2 separate regions of the Homo sapiens genome follow, and region 2 is linked to region 1. Evidence: chromatin loops called from intact Hi-C (ENCODE). Cell type or tissue: ascending aorta. All regions are shown on one strand. Links, peaks and the distances in the headings refer to the core of each region. The heading gives the core; the rest is flanking DNA. Region 1 overlaps CUBN (cubilin). Region 2 overlaps TRDMT1 (tRNA aspartic acid methyltransferase 1).

The links. Hi-C counts contacts between places; a loop is a spot of excess contacts. Peaks named below come from ENCODE experiments on the same cell type or tissue, not always from the same donor. Only the 100,000 strongest peaks of a DNase experiment are listed, where the experiment ranks them.
Region 2: it touches region 1 in a loop (2.4-fold over the local background); 3 of 110 quality-filtered maps call a loop at or near these places.

What each region holds. Positions count from the first base shown.
Region 1 is chr10:17,071,766-17,079,765 of GRCh38, reverse strand. It overlaps CUBN (cubilin), which reads left to right. Exons shown (of 67, transcript NM_001081.4): 18 at 7,795-7,939. Among named protein-coding and RNA genes, the nearest start is that of CUBN, 54 kb to the left of the region's middle. In ascending aorta, for the core only: no CTCF peak of the experiment used is centred there; a DNase peak (open chromatin) is centred at 4,065; H3K27ac peaks cover 2,945 bases.
Region 2 is chr10:17,136,171-17,145,606 of GRCh38, reverse strand. It overlaps TRDMT1 (tRNA aspartic acid methyltransferase 1), which reads left to right. Exons shown (of 11, transcript NM_004412.7): 11 at 1-8,271. Among named protein-coding and RNA genes, the nearest start is that of CUBN, 11 kb to the right of the region's middle. In ascending aorta, for the core only: no CTCF peak of the experiment used is centred there; no DNase peak of the experiment used is centred there; H3K27ac peaks cover 3,027 bases.

The DNA of each region.
Region 1 (8,000 bases), core at 1-8,000:
TCAAGTGGACCTGCTGCTCAGAGTCTCATGGCTGCAATTCACAGACTACACACCTAAATGTCAGAAAAAGAATAAGGCCTGGAGCAAGCAAACACACCACATAGGCTGAATAGTATTGTGTTTTTCAGTTAAGTACATATTGAAATTAATTGTAGGTCAGAAAAATATCTTTCTAGAGAGGGTAGGATAAAGGGAAAAGGGGGAGATCCTCAAGAGTTTGTACTCTTGGCCAGGCATGGTGGCTCATGCCTGTAACTCCAGCACTTTGGGAGGCTGAGGTGGGTGGATCACCTGAGGTCAGGAGTTTGAGACCAGCCTGGCCAACGTGGTGTGAAACCCCATCTCTACTAAAAATACAAAAAAGTAGCCAAGTGTGATGGTGGGCACCTGTAATCCCAGCTACTTGGGAGGCTGAGGCAGGAGAATCACTTGAATCCAAGAGGTGGAGGTTGCAGTGAGCTGAAATCACGCCACTATACTCCAGCTTGGGTGACAGAGTGAGACTCCATCTAAAAAAAAAAAAAAAAAAAGAGTTTGCATTCTTGAGCATATTGGATTTAGGGTTTTGACAGAGACTAGGAACATTTGGTTAGACTCTGAGCTCTGTTGTTGTGAGCACAGTTTTTCCACAACTGCTGGACCATCGTGATGCTTTTTAGTGAAGGAAGAAGATAGGCCATTCCTCTAGTGAAATAATTCTGTAGGTTGGAGTAGTGGGAGGCAGGAAACAGACTGAGAGATGATAGAACACCTAATTTGGAGTTGTGAGAACTTGTAGAGAATACATTTTTGCTGTGTTTGAAGGAGTTGCATGCTCATGTAGAAGCTGCAAACCCATTGAACATGCGTGATGTAGAGCAGTAAGCAGGAATAAGAGGATATGGATGGACCATTATCAAGAACATTACAAATTCCTAGGTCAAATAGAGGGTATGGCTGGTACTTTTCTGATATAAAATGGAAACAATATTGCATGGAAACATGATAAAACCCTTCAGCTCTCTGTGTTACTAAAGGCAAGATACCTGTAAGCCACAGCTTCCTCATGTGTAATAGGGATAGTACTAGTAGTACTAGTAGAAAGAGACCATTCATTCATTTATCTATTCATTCTCTAAATATTTATCAAACCACTTAGGTTTCAGTCACCATGCTAGGGAATGGGTATGTAATATAGATATTAAATAAGTAAGCACACACTACATAATTTCAAGAGGAGATAAGTATGGGCAGGAAAGAAACAGTACTGTAAGAGAAAAGAACAGAGCTACTGACTTCAGTGGAGCAGTCTGAGTTTGCTTCTCAAGGGTCTTTGTATGGCTAGCTCATTCTCATCTGTAGACCCTGTATGTAGGATCTGCAGATGAGGAGTGAGCAATGCAAAGAACTGAGAGAAGGAGGACTCCAGGTAGTGGTGCTAACCCAGCCCTAGAGACTGAAGTCAGAAAAAATAAACTAAAATAATTGGAAATAGACCAGGGTGGCTGGAATCACACAGGGATGGAAAAGAGAAATATGAGTTAGGCAGGAGCTAGACCCTGAAGGGTCTTGTAGACCGAGATAAAGAGCCTGGGTTATATTCTATATGCAAGGACAAACAATTAGAATGTTCCTTGTCACATTGTGCCTGTCACACAATGAATGCTCACTAAAGTTAACATCATGATGATAATGACGATGATGATGATGATGATGGGGAGGAGAAGAGAGGGCAGGAGAAGGTGACCTACTGGAGTTTGCAATCATGAGGGAAGGCACTTCTAGGTAAAACTTATTCATGTGTTCTTGATTTTAGAATATCAGATCTTAAAAGATCAGATTATATTTATTAATAGAGATGTTAGAAGGGACACTTTCACAAGGCATGAAAAGGTTTAAAATACCAACTCTAAAAATCATGAAACATACTAATAAAGAACAAAGGATAATAACCAAAGTAAATGATTTTGAGATCCTAAATGGCTTCTCTCATCTCTTATCCTCCTCACCCCTTATTCTCTCACTGGGGGCAGGGCCTCATTCCTCTCCTGCTCACCCAGATTAGCCCAAGGCTCCTCCCTAAGGTCCAGTCTTTACTTAGCTAAGATGTATGTCAGCCTGAAGCTCACTTCACAGAAAGCCACATGTTAAACACTACCATACGGTGTGGTTCTCTTTTCAGCTCTCAGATGGACTAAGCGTAAGTGCCAGCATATTTGAATTGCTTTGAATTAAAATTTAATGCTTATTATTTTAGAAATTATAGTATAAAACCAAATCTGGATTCATAGCAGAGGAAGACAAATGAGCGTGCGTATTAAGACATGGCTTTGGGACTTGACTCATTCCAGATGTTAAAGCTCACGACTCACTAGGCTCAAAAGCCCACATTTAAAATTTCATGTAAATGGTGTTTCTCAGCAAAGTAAATTTTAGTTCTCTCTATAGAAAATCATTCCTTTACAAAAACTCGTTTTTTTTTATGAGTAGTTTCTCTTCTGGAACTAGTTTAATCTGATGAATGTAAAAATTGGAAGCCATTTGGAATACACCATATGCTGAACATCCTGGGACCTGAAACCTTCAGTGTTTCCTGGACGAATAAGGCAATCCACAAGAAATCTGAACCTGGTCCGTGAAACACTAGAATTTTGAATTGGTTCTTGTTGTTTCCTTGCAAATGCGATTCACTAAAAAGAATGAATTCACTGTGACTCCTCTGCAAGTGATCACGGCATGGCTTCACCTGACTTAGAAAAATTCAGTTTTTCTGCACAAACCAGACTCAGATATTGGTCATCTTTCTCTAGGTTATGCTGCAATAACAAACAATTAGTAGCAACAACCAGAAAAATCAAAAACAATAACAAACCAAAAGCGTCTGTGGCTTTCAATAACGTGTTTATTCTTTGCTCACAATAGCAGGTTAGTTTTGGATCCATTGCAGTTCTGTTTCCTATGTCAGTTTCCTGTGCCTTCACCGTCCTGAGACCCAGGCTCTAGAGCTTGCTGGGGGAAAAGTAAAAGATGGTTGAATTATGCAGTGACTTCCAAAGCTTCTATGTGGAAATTGGTGTATCACTTTTGCTCACACTCTGTTGGGCAAAGCAAGTCCTATGGCTAAGCCCATAGTCAATGGGAAGATTATGTATTAATTCTCCGTATGGCAGTATTGCAAGTCACATGGCAAAAAGCATAGATAGTCAATCCTTTTACAGGAAGGGAAGTGAATAACTATGTAAAATAATGCCATCCATCCCAGTTCATGAGCATAAAGGAAAGAGGTTTTTTTTTTTTTTTTTTTGGTGGGGGTGCAAATTTATCAAGTCCTAGATTATTGAACGCAATACATGCTTCAGAGGTAGCTAGGGTCACTTTAGAACATTTGATGAATTTTATTCTAGTGTCTCTTTCAAAGGAGTTGTAGTTAAAGTATTGCCATGTCTAGAATCCAGGGAGAATACAGGCTTTCAGAATTAATAAGGTTTCATTTCCACAGAGAGAGAGAGAAACAGAGCCAAAATCAATTGCACCTTCTAGGTTCAGGGCCCTTGAGCCCTATGAGTTCCTCTTAAAACATTTGGACTACAGCTGCCTTTCTCCTTGTTAAAATCCTTGAATTTCATTAGTTGGGGCCCAGGGGAATGGCCCACTTTAGCTTGCAGTGATGCTATTTGGCTGTTTTTTTTCCTTCTTGTCATCTTCTAATGGGCGAAATAGAAAAGAGAGACTACAATCTTCGAAGAAGCAAATAGAACCCTGGAGGATTAGAGAGCAGGAAGATAACTTTGTGTTTCATGCTTTCTAGTTTTCAAGAACTGCAGTATGTCTGTATCTCTAACAAAAACTGAACCATCATACTGTACCTTAAAATTAATGAATCAACAAGAATTTGTCAAATACCTATTTGCAAAGTTTTTTTTATTAGATGCTGAAGGGCAAACAGAAATTTTTCCCTTCCCTCAGAGACTTACTGTTTGGTTAGAGATAAATTTAGCATAGCTTTACTACAATATGTGAAATTTGTGTTACAGATGTTGTAAGAGCTCAGAGAAAGGAACTAGTATGAGCCTGAGTCAGTGGAGAGGCATGTGATTTTTCATGTCTGTGTCAGACTCTATCATATGGCTGAATCATTATTTATTTAATCACCTCACTATTATTAGGCCTTTAGAATGGTTTCAATTATTGTTATTATAGAGCAGACTTTGATGTGGATCTGTATATGTCTTTTCCTGCATCTTGAATATCCTTGTGATACAGTGTTAGAAGTGAAATACCCTTAATACATATTGTCAGTTTATTTTCCAGAACTTTATACTTCCACCAGTTATGGATGAGAGTAACTGTCGCCACATCCCTACCAACTTTGAATATCATCCTTTTAAAATCTTTCCTTTACTGGCTAGGCACGGTGGTTCACATCTGTAATCCCAGCACTTTAGGAGGCCAAGGCAGGCAGATCACCTCAGGTCAAGAGTTCAAGACCAGCCTGGCCAACATAGTGAAACCCCATCTCTACTAAAAATACAAAAATTAGCTGGGCGTGGTGGCGTGCCCTTGCAGTCTCAGCTATTTGGGAGGCTGAGGCAGGAGAATTGCTTGAATCTGGGAGGCGGAGGTTGCAGTGATCCGAGATCGTGCCACTGCACTCCAGCCTAGGTGACAGAGTGAGACTTCATCTCAAAAAAAAAAAAAAAAAAAAAAAAAAAAGAAAACAAAGAAAAATCTTCTCTTTACTACCTGTTTGCCTTGGCCTAGATAACTCCTACTCAGCTTTCAAGTCTCCGCTTAAATGTTATTTCCACTGAGTTTTCCATAATCCCCTGGGTGAGTTCAGAGTCTTTGGTTAACCCAGTGGTTCTCTACAATTTAAGACTTTTTAATATCACTCCTTGATTATTCAGAAATGAAATACACTGATTTAACCCCACTAGACACATTATATTTAAAAATATGTAAAGTTGTAAGAATAACATTAAGAAAAAATAGAGTAACAGAATAAAATCACATTTATTTCAGTATCTGAAAACCTAGGCAAGCTGTACTTGAAGACAAAATAAAGCAGTTGATTGTCTGGACCCCAAATTGCTATGAATATGACAGTACAAATGCAGGCTGACACAGTTATGTGGGTTGGTGACTAATTTTTCAGAAATAGTGACTAACTCTTGACAGATTTCCAGGAGAAAGAATCTTCAATTTACACTCTACTTGTAATCCTGGAAAATTCAGTATGCATTAAAATTGCACAAAACTACTTTGCGCTTAATATGTAAAATAGAGCGAGATTTTATACCCAATAACAGAACTTTCACTTATGTGAATGTCACACAGGTTCAGGAGAATTCTTGTTGTGTGTGACGCTCACATTTCAGGCTGCCTCGTGTCTTTGGTCCCTTGCTACTTACTAAATGCCAGTAATGCCCCATGATTGCTGTGATAATAATTAACACAAAACCAAAAAGGTACTCTCACACATTTCCCAAATGCTAGATTGTGGTCCCTGCTGAGAACCATTGGTTAGGTAACAATGAAGTATCCTGCGCTTCCCCAAAAACCGCAGTCATCATACTTTTCAAAAATGTTCCTGCCTATTGTAAGTTCCTTGTGAGCAGTGACTGTTTCATGGTATTGTCACCTGCACAGTTCCTGGCATTTATTCATGCCTTGATAATGTTAATGAAGTGAATGAATTAATATTTGGATGTCTGTATCCTTCAGAATAATTGTACTGAACAGCGGCGGTATATATATCCATCGAATAATTCCTGCTCATAGTAGCAAGCCTCCAGTGTTTCACCTCCAAAAATGTCCAGAATAACAACAGCTATCCTTAGTCAACATTTTCCATTACCAAACATTTGGCTAAGGAATTCACACTATTGTTTCATCTGTTTGCTTCAACAATCCCATGAGCTTAGATAGAGTAACTTGCTCAAGGCTATTAAGTGAGGTGGTTTGTAAGTGACAGAGGTAGGTTTTGAACCCAAGTCCATAGACTGTATTCATGGCCACTATACTATAAGAGCTGGCTATTTGGCCGGGCGCAGTGGCTCACGCGTGTAATCCCAGCACTTTGGGAGTCCGAGGTGGGTGGATCACCTGAGATTGGGAGTTTGAGACCAGCCTGACCAACATAAAGAAACCCCGTCTCTACTAAAAATACAAAACTAGCTGGGCGTGGTGGCACATGCCTGTAATCCCAGCTACTTGGGAGGCTGAGGCAGGAGAATCACTTGAACCCAGGAGGCAGAGGTTGCGGTGAACTGAGATCACGCCATTGCACTCCAGCCTGGGTGACAAGAGCGAAACTCCATCTCAAAAAAAAAAAAAAAAAAAGAGCTGGTTATTGATTTAAAATCAGTAGTCTATTATATGAAGGAAATTCCTTTTTTTTCTAATAAAACAGGAATGCTAACAATGTTTTTTGAATTTATGGAGTTATCATATGGCTTATCTTATCTGATGTACTGAGGAAGTTAATTTATAGTTTATAATTTCTAACCTTTCTTGCACTATTATTATTCCCATATTTGATCTGGTATATAAGCTGGCAATGGACTGTGAATTTATTTTTCTAGAACTGTGTTTAGGATTTGTGTATCTATATTAATAGGTGACATCAGTCTATAGTTTTTATTTCTATAATCTATGTTGGGATTTGGTAACAGCGTTCTAACAAAAATTATTTGGAAATTATTCTATGTTTGAGGATGGCTTAGAATAAATTATACATGGGAATTATCTCTTCCTTAAAAGTTTTAAAGAATGTACTAAGTAGAGCATCTTATGGGAGATTTTTCTTTTTGGGGGTTGAGGGTGGGATGGGAATAATTATTTGATAATGTTTTCAATTTTATTTATGACTTATGTCTGTTCAAATCTTATTTTTCTTCTCCTTCAGATAATTTTAATGTTATACTTTTTCTGAAAATAACCCATTAAAAACATTCATAGAGTTGTACATAGATTTCACATTTAAAAAAATCTTAGTATCTGTGTCTTTGTCATTTTCAATTTTGTATATTTGTGCTTATATATTTATTTTCTTTTTAGACTTGCCAGAGATTTGTCTTTTATATCCCCACCCATAACCTTCCTCAAAAAAACAGTTCTTGAATGTATTTATGAATACCACATGATTTTGTATTTCATTTATTAAGTTTTGCTCTTCTTTTTACTGTATTCTTCCTCATTTTAAGGATTTTTTTCTAACTTAAAAAAATTGTACATAGAGCTGGGTCTCACTGTGTTGCCTAGGCTGTCTCCAATTCCTCTCACCTTGGCCTCCCAAGGTGCTCAGATAATAGGTGTGTGCCACTGTCCCTGGCCTTCTTTCTAAGTTTTTAAGTTGACTCCTTACATTCTTTTACTTTCTCTCTCTTTCATCAACTTTTCTTTTTTTTCCTTTTTTCTTTCAATGGCAAAAGTAGTTTAGTCCATAACTTTCTTTGATTGCAGATTTGGCTAACACGTGTATTTTTTCATAGGTAATATTCTCATTTTTTATTGTTTTCCAAGTAGTCTAAATTGTGAATTTATTTCCTCTTTGACATTGTGAAAATTATTAGGAGAACATTCTTTAAATTCTTGTGCTTTTGGACTTTATTGGCTTAGGATTTTATCAGCATTTCATGTTATTGCATTGTGCTTAAAAATGACCTACTGCTTTAGAAAATAATAGAAATATGTAACTCAAATTGGATTATCATTCATTTTGAATCTGCCATTTTTTCATCTCCAAGTAACGCCACCATTGCCGACGTAAGTTTCTTTATTTGAATTACATCTCTATTTTATTTTTCTCTTTAGGTTCGAGATGGTGAAACCTTACTTGGAAAAGTCTGTGGCAACGGAACCATCTCTCACATTAAATCCATTACTAATAGTGTCTGGATCAGGTTTAAAATAGATGCTTCTGTTGAAAAAGCTAGTTTCAGAGCTGTTTATCAAGTCGGTAAGGAAACATATAATTTTTAAATGTCTAATTTGCCTGATTGTAATATTTTAATTCTTCA
Region 2 (9,436 bases), core at 1-8,000, 66 kb before region 1:
AATTTGGCCTTCGGCTTGGGATTCTAACTGTTTTAGGCCACCAGTTATGACACTGACTTACTAATAGCTTTGGACTTTGAAACTGTGTGAGGGTCATATAGCCTCAGCAGTTTTCTTGTAGCCTGTGATTGCATTGAGATTATATAATTTTTAAAGACATGGCCTTTGGACCTCTGTCTACTAGTTAATCTCTTCCATCTACCATTCAAATGTGCTATATACAACTATCATATCAGCTTCTTAGCAAGCACTTTTCTGGACCTCTGTCACACCCACCAAGATGTCTAGTTATGCCTTTCATTTGAGAGTTTCCCTTTGCTGTTTTTTTTGTTTTGTTTTGTTTTGTTTTGTTTTGTTTTTGAGACTGAGTCTCGCTCTGTTGCCTAGGCTGGAGTGCAGTGGCGTGATCTCGGCTCACTGCAATCTCCCCCTCCTGGGTTAAAGTGATTTTCCTGCCTCAGCCTCCCTAGTAGCTGGGATTACAGGCGCATGCCACCACACCTAGCTAATTTTTGTATTAGTAGAGATCGGGTTTCACCATGTTGGCCAGGCTGGTCTCGAACACCTGACCTCAAGTTAATCCACCCACCTTGGCTTCCCTAAGTGCTGGGTTTTACAGGCATGAGCCACCACGCCCAGCCTCCCTTTGCATGTTTTTTAAAAAGGCATTAAGCATCTTGCACATGTTCTTTAGTTTCAGTTTGCATGAGTCAACCTGTGTGCATCATTTTCCCTTTCACTATTTCTTGTCTTTGCTGGTGAAATTTTAAAGCTTCAGTTTAAAAAAAAAAAGAAAAAGTATTTTTTGTTGTTGTTGTTTCTAGCTTCCGTTTCTCTCTTTAGGCTGTCTAGGAACATTTTAAGGTACTCATGCTCTTCAAAATCTTACACAATCAAGATCCAAACTCCATCACCATTCATGTCTTAGCTTGTGAATTTATTTCTTTTTAAATATATTTGTTCAAGAAATATGAGCATGTACAATGAGCTGTTTTGGCTTTGTATTCCCCAAGTTCTCATATACATTGGCTTTATATTTACCATAGATTCTGAGTCTTACTTTCAGCCACATCCAGCACTTACTGAAGTCTCCCTCAAGTACACCACACTTGACTCCTAAAGCTTCCAAAATCTCATTTTTCCTATAAATATGAGACCGGAAATTTTCACAAAAATTACAAGATAGGAACTGAGTTCTCCCATAGAACTCTTTTCTGAATAAGCCTAGGGTTTTTTCATTTCTTTGCTTGTACCTAGCATGGCTTCAGTGTTTACTTCAAATATTTGCTCTGTATTTTGTTTGCATTTTGATTTCTATTTTTATCAGGACAGATTGAAATTATAAGAGTGTACATAGAGAACATGTTTGTTTAGCTAAATTAGCTCTATAATCAGATGAGATCACCTAGAGGGTCAGAGGATGAGAGTGAAAGAGAGAAAGAGAAAAAGAAGAGCAGAGGCTTGGAGCTGACTTATCTGAAGGTTCCGTCCTCAGGTCTCTTTCTACCCTTCACTTTTCATGCCATTTTTCTTAGAGATTCTCACCCTTTCCTACAACTTCAGCCATTTTGCCGATGACACCCAGATGACTCTAAATCTGCTGTTTTCCTAAGTCCTATTCTAGAATCTTCATGCTGGGACATTTTTAACTTGGATATCTTGCTATTCAAGTTGTATCGGATTTGCATCAAATTTAGCATGCTTGCAACCTAAGCACACTCCATTCTATAGTCAGTTCCACTCTTGACTTTAATATTTATGGTACGGTTAGTCTCCACATCTTCCAAGTTCAAGCTTCATAACCAAAGATCATCTTCACCTTCCTTCTCACTCTGCATTCCATTGGTCAGCTTCTGTTAAAATGGCCTTCCTAAGGCAGGCCTCTGAACGATCATTTATTTTTAGGAAAACTTATAAAAAGTCACTGAGATTTAAAAACACCCACACATATATTTGCAATCATATTTGTGTGCTTGGTTAAACATGTCAACATTTAACAGATTTGAGCCTTCTAAATTTAATCCAGCATGAATGTCGTTTTTACTAAAATATTTGCTATTTTACTCACTTAGCTGGTTCCTTACACAAGTCCAGTTAAATTTCACATGTGAAAAAAATGACTGAAAACACTGAATGGAATGTGATACTCCTTGTGTAGTAGAAATGAGTTGACTTTCATATTTAAGAGCTGATCCTATGAATGAGTAGACAATAAGCTGAATAGCTGTTACGATCTGAGTTTTAAAAATGGAAAATGTTTCATGTTTTAGAGAATGTAAACTTCCACAAGGGCAGAGATTGTTAATACGTTGTCCCCCCAGTGACTTAAAACAGTACTGGCACATAGTAAGCACTCAATAAATAGTTGTTGAATGAGTGAATGTAGGAACCATACTGGAATCAATATTGAAGCTACATAGAAAGCACCACACTGTGGAGTTCAAACAATGTCTTTAAGTTGTTCTCTTGAAAACTATTTAATTTGTCTGTTACTGCCACTTCTTCCATGCCCAGAGGAACAGCCAAAGTTACTCAAGTCTGGAACACATGATTTAAAAAATAATTCTGGGATAGGCTTTTGGCTTTTGGAAAGTAGCGCAAATAAAACTTTTTAAAATACTGTATTCTGACTTCTGGTCTTGACAAGAGAGTGTAGATTTATTTCTCCCTGCTCCTCCCTGAAAAGTGTAATTATAAACTCTGGGTAAGTATAATTATAAAATAATGCAAGAGGAATCAGAAGGAGAATTCTGAAAGGTGGGACCAGGAAGACACACTGCGGAGGGACCCCAAGACTAGAGGAACAACATGGTTCCAAGACATCTGACCCCTCACCCAACAGAGGAAGGTTACCCAGGCTTGATGTTTCCCGACCTACAACCACACAATAGAAGACAGCCCAGAGAGGCTCGTTCCTACAGAAGAGGGAACTGAAGTCTGGTCGGTAATACCAGATGAGTCTGGCTCTACCAGCACGGGGGTATATCAGGAATCCCACTGACAAACATCCAGACCTGAGACTTGTCTTTTGTGCTGAGAGATGAGCATCCAGGGGCCTCTGGCAAAAAGCATCTAACCCAGGAAGATTTTTTATTACCCTGAGCCTGAGACTCCCTTCTCCCAGAGATACCATGGGACCTGGCTTGGGAGAAAATCCTTCTTTCCCTAAAGTAGCATCATGAAGGACCATTCGGGAACCCCAGCAGCACCAGATAAACCAAGCAGACCAAAATAACACTGCAAAGGCTTTAAAAACTAAATTACCACTGGACTCATAGCCCACAAAAACTAAGCCAGGGCTTGCATGCTAAACACAAATGGAGTGACTGCCTACTAAAAATAAAAGATTAAAATAATAGACAAAAGGTTCAGGATACGATGTAAAATAGCCTGTCATACCAAGAACCAGAAAAATCACAACTTGAATAAGAAATGACAGTCAACAGATGACAACACTGAGACAAATCAGATGTTGGAATTACTTGACAAGGATTTTAAGCAACTCTCATAAAAATGCTTCAACAGGTAATTACAAGTTGTCTTGCCACAAAAAATAGAAAAGCTCAGCAAAGAAATAGAAGTTAACAAAAGAACCATTATGGTAGGTGCACTATATGCCAATTTTTAAGAATAGAAATAAATGGCAGTTATGTAACTGAAAAATAACCAAAATAGAAAACATTCTGTGGTAACAGATAATTTGATTAGATCCTGGACATTTTGTCTGTTACATTAACTTTATTTTCAGAAATTTAATTATGATGTGTCTTGGCATGAATTTCTTTCAAAGTGGCAGATATTTCAAAGTGAATGTAATATCCTGTTTGGTGTTCATTCACCTTCTTGAATCTGTACATTTATATCTTTTGCTAAACTTGAGATCAGTAGTAGAGAGGAAATGACAGAAGATAGAAATCAGTGAACCTAAGGACGGATCAGTAGAATTTACCTGATCTAAATGATAGGGCAAAGATAGGCTGACAAAAAAAATTAACAGAGCCTTGGGGACCTGTGGGACAATAACAGAAGAACCAACATTTATATGTTTGGGGTGCCAGAAGTAGAGGGGAAAAAAATGGAGCTGAAAGAGCATTTAAATAATGGCTGGAAACATCCCAAATTTGGCAAAACCTTAAAAGCAGCTGGAGGCTGGGCGCGGTGGCTGACACCTGTAATCCCAGCACTTTAGGAGGCGAAGGGGGGCAGATCATAAGGTCAGGAGATAGAGACCATCCTTTCCAACATGGTGAAACCCCGTCTCTACTAAAATCAAAAAAATTAGCCGGGCATGGTGGTGCATGCCTGTAGTCCCAGCTACTCGGGAGGCTGAGGCAGGGGAATGGCTTGAACCCAGGAGCGGAGACTGCAGTGAGCTGAGATCGTGCCACTGCACTCCAGCCTGGTGACAGAGTGAGACTCCGTCTCAAAAAAATAAATAAATAAATAAAAGCAGCTGGAGAAAAATGACACGTTGCCATGGGGCGGGGGACACAATTTGGATGACAGTAGATGTCTCATCCAAAACCATGAGGACCAGAAGGAGGTGGCATTGTCAACTATGAATTCTATATCTAGCCAAACTATCCTTCAAGAGATCTCTGTTTTATCTATATATGTATCGATACACATATACCTCTATGCAGCTCTTTACAATTATTAGGGCGAGCAGGTAGTTAACATGGAATTAGGCTTATCTGATATGTGAAATAATCAAAGATGAAAGGAAGACACCTAACGTATAGCTAATGATTATAACTGTGAAATTATTCATCTAAAAATAGATTGGAATAAAATAATGATAGCAGTTATGTTAGAGTAATAGCATTTTAATTTTTCTTGTTTATATTTTTCAATTGAATGTGATCTTTTTTGTTGTTTTTGTTTTCATCAATGTGGCATAATATTAGTTTTATCATTTAAAATGTTCTTTCTTTCAAAACACTCAGTTTCAAGTCTTTACTGTAGAGTCTGTTCATTGTAAGCTTGTAAGTTGCTACCTCATTTGCATCTTGATGCTATGTAATATAATCCCCTCCCCTGCTGACTTTTTTCCTCCAGAGCAGAAGCTACATCTTGCCCATTTGTGTATCCTCAGTACCTTTCTCAGATGCTGACAGATAGTGGGTACCTAATAAATAATTGTCCAATTAACTGACTTAGATATGAGTATGCTGAGTATGGTAATAGAATTGTAGGTTCTTTCATGGCTTGGGGGATTGTTTGAATAATTCTGTCAGCCAAAAAGAAAAGAAGTGCTGGGCATGGTGCCTCACACCTGTAATCCCAGCACTTTGGGAGGTCGAAGTGAACGGACCATGAGGTCAGGAGTTCAAGACCAGCCTGGCCATGATAAAACCCTATCTCTACTAAAGGTACAAAAAAAAAAAAAAAATAGCTGGATGTGGTGGCATGTGCCTGTAATCTCAGCTATTCAGGAGGCTGAGGCAGGAGACTCACTGGAACCTGGGAGGCGGAGGTTGCAGTGAGCCGAGGTCGTGCCATTGCATCATTCCAGCCTGGGTGACAGGGCAAGACTCTGTCTCAAAAAAAAAAAAAAAAAAAAAAAAAAGCACACTAGATGTTACTGGAAGAATATTTAATGCCAAAATTGTGTATAACTCCTAGGGTATTGTTTATGTCTCTTCTAAACATAGTCTAGGAATTGTTGACAAAGCTTGATTTAGCAGTACTTCCGTAACAAATATGGTCCAAGTCACTATAAAGAAAGCATACAAAGGTGTTGTTTTTTATAGATCTTAGAATAACGGCATTGAAAAAGACAGAAGTGAGGTCATCTCATCCTTTCTGCCATTGATGACAACACCTTAAATCTTCCCACAGATCTATGTGGCACTTCAATTAACAAATCCCCTGGGAATGATGCCCCTTTGTAAGGCATCAGCCTTGTTAAATCACTCCTCTAACCGTAAATCACATCCGTAATGCAAAGCTTCCTCTCACAAGATAAAGATGCCTGTGTGTACTGCTTCTGCGTCTATCTTCCCAATTAAAGGTACAAGAGGCAGAGTCTGAAGAGTGCCAGGTATCCCCAAACTTTGTTTTCTTTTTCTTTTTTTTCATTTTCCTTCCCAGAAGAGAACCAAACTGTTTTTTTCTTCCCCCCATCGGTGGTGACATCCTCACCTCTCTTGCTCTCCTCCCCTAATAGAACACAAAATATCATCACAAAGATGTACTTTCCCCTTTTCCTAAGATCAGATCCAATATAAGTTGTTTGCAGTTATTTACCACCTACATTTCTTCTGTCATTCATGCTGAAGTCTGAGTGCAATCAGACATTTTCCTTTGATTATCGTATGAATGGTGTCTAAATATTTAACTTCACCGCCTTGTTTGGGGAATTTTAGGGGTCACCAAGTAGAAAACTCATTTTGTCCTTTTTAGGTTGATTTGGAACAGGATGGCAGGAGGGTTCACCTATGGTAAACTCCGCTTCATTGCTTCACACCTTGGAAACCAAGCTTGGATTAATCCAATGGAGCTGCTGAAGTCCCCATTCCGGGAGCTGTTGGAGGTAGAGAAAGCTCTGTTGATTTTTTTACTAGCTTTTGGAGCCTTTAATCCTAGCAATTAGTATCTCCTCTGCTATGGCTGATCCTTATAATGATGCGAGACCCTCCAGTGCATATTTTATGTTTTCTGTAACATTTGCTTGAGTTACAATTAGGAAGCTGTGTGTGCACACGTGTGTATACATGTGCCACGAACACCCCTGTGCTCCTCCTCCAAAGCCCTATTCCCCTATTGCGTTTGTCCCTCTGGATTTGAATTTCGTTATTTTTTTCTCATTGTTTATGAAGGGATTATATTACTTAAAAAAAAAAACTTGAAAAAAGTGGAAAAGTTCTCCAAACTCTCAACAATCTGCTTTCTCAGGAAAAGCTCTGCCAAACCTCAGCAATTTAAATGTTAATGATTAACTCATAATTCTTTTTCATTCTACTCAAAGATAATTGTAGTCATTGTAATAATGAGCATGGAGAACAAATGTCTGCTTTATGTGCCTTGAGCCAAGACCACACTGCTTTCAAAAAGATCAGTTCATCACAGTAGTAGACTTGGTAATTTCCTACATGGTAATGCACTTCCCATGAAATGAGCAAAAGAATAGTTTTAAATGTACCTTGATTTCCATCATTATTTTATGTAATCCTTCATGGAAAATGAAAGAATTGGAACAATGTTATATTGCCCTGAAATTTTGCAGAAAATCACAAAACTGACATATGTAAATGTATCTTTTAAGCAATGTTACGTCCCTGAAAAAGAGAATGAATTAAGTGTCATGAAGGTTAAAAGATCGTTATATTCACAAATGTTTCCATTAATGACTAAAAACCAGATTAATTCTACAGTGTTCTGTTTTAAACTGATATGAAAATGAAAAGGGACTAAAAAAAGCACAAAAGCCAGATTGAAGCTATAACATGTAATGGGAGCTAGCATTAGGGGTGTGAGAATCTTGCCAATTTGTCCATCCTCCAACGCACCTCTGCATCTCAACCCTCTCCTCATTTTTATGACTCCCACATTGATCCAGTCCTCCAGATAAATTCAGCTGGCCTAGCAGAAATATCACATAAGGATTATTGCACTCAAGATAAAAGAACATCCCCCTATTAAAAAGATTAAATCAACATTCTTTAACCTGCCACTTAAGGCCTTCTGTCGATGTCTCTTCCTTTACCCAGCCACTTTCCTTCAAGGTCACCCTGCTGGACAAGTGGAACAACCTTTTTTTTTTTTTCTTTTTTTTTTGGCAGAGTTTCGCTCTGTCACCCAGGCTGGAGTGCAGTGGCTCTCGGCTTGCTGCAACCTCCACCTCCTGGGTTCAAGCGATTCTCCTGCCTCAGCCTCGCCTCCTGAGTAGCTGGGACTACAGGTGTGTGCCACCATGCCCGGCTAATTTTTTTGTATTTTTAGTAGAGACAGGGTTTCACCATTTTGGCTGGTCTCAAATTCCTGACCTCAAATGATCAGCCCGCCTTGGCCTCCCAAAGTGCTGGGATTACAGGTACGAGGCACTGAGCCCGGCCAGTGGAACCACTTTCTATAGTGTGCCCATACTGGGCCTTGGACATCTTTCCTAGTTTGGTACCTGCTGTTTACTTAACAGCATGCTACTGTGTATCTGTGCCATCTTGTCACACTTGTCTTTGTAATGTTGCCTAACTCTGGCTCTCCAGATTTGTACATTACGACTTTATTGTAAATCAGAGAAGGTCAATAAATTTACTTCTTTCAAATTTCCCCCATGGTCAAGGACTTCGTATGTCTTCACTAAATGCTTATTAAGCCTCTAAAACAATGGAATTTAGATAAAGCTGGTAGGAATAAAAAGTGAACATTGGTATAAAAAACAGCAGTGAAATATACTAATGTGGCAATGAGATGCTCTTCAAGAATTTGGAGAAAAATACAGAAAATAAGAGGGTAAGTAAAGTCTGTACACTTAGTATAAAATCTCCAGTCACCTCTACTAGTCCAGGTAGAAGACTGGAGAATTTTTTTCTGAACGTCTCCAGGGCAAGATGCCTTCAAAGATGGGCATTTGGGGTTCCCCAGTGAAATTGTCAGTTTGCCATTCGGTTGCTCTGTGGCAAAGCCTACCAGTTATAATCGCCACCCATGCACACAGAGCCTACCATCCATTCTGTAATGTGTTATTTTTAAATGTCAATGAACATATAAGGATCCATAGGTATTTGAGGAAAGCCTCTAGCATGAATTAGAAAGACCTAAACCAGCAAACAAATGGGAGAAAAACAACTTAGAGAAAACAGAGCCCATACAGGAAACAAGAAAACATCAAAAAGCAACTATCTAAAAATTACTAGATGATGTTACAACTACGAAACAAGAGCAAAAATCAAAAAAGGGGTTTTCAAATTTAAAATGATAGCAACATTTTAAAACAAATTACTAGAAAATTAAAAGATAAATACTTTCTCAGAAAGTATAACAAAACAAGACAAAGAGGTGGAAAATAGAAAATTATTTAAAAATTGGAGAATCAATCTAAGAAAAATGTAGAAATGGAAATGCAGACGCAATGGCAGGGACCACTTGACTCTCGTCATGAGTGAAGGTGTCTTTGTGCTCCTAGGTCACTTTAATGAGTGTACAGATAATTGGCAGGGAGGAGGATCTTTGTAAAATGAAGATTCTAATTCAGCAGGTTGGCAGTAGCACCTGAGATTTTGCATTTCTGACACGCTCCTGAGTGACGCCTGTGCTGGGTCTGTGGACCACACTTGGAGTAGCAAGGTTCTAGTCTACGCCATCTCTACATCTTCCCCACTCCCATCTTAGATGGTTAAACCACTTGCAGAGAGTGAGGCCTGTGAAGCAGCAGAGTGGTTGATATTCCTTAGAGCTCTATGTATCCAAATCTGAACTATCTTTCCTCCAAAAT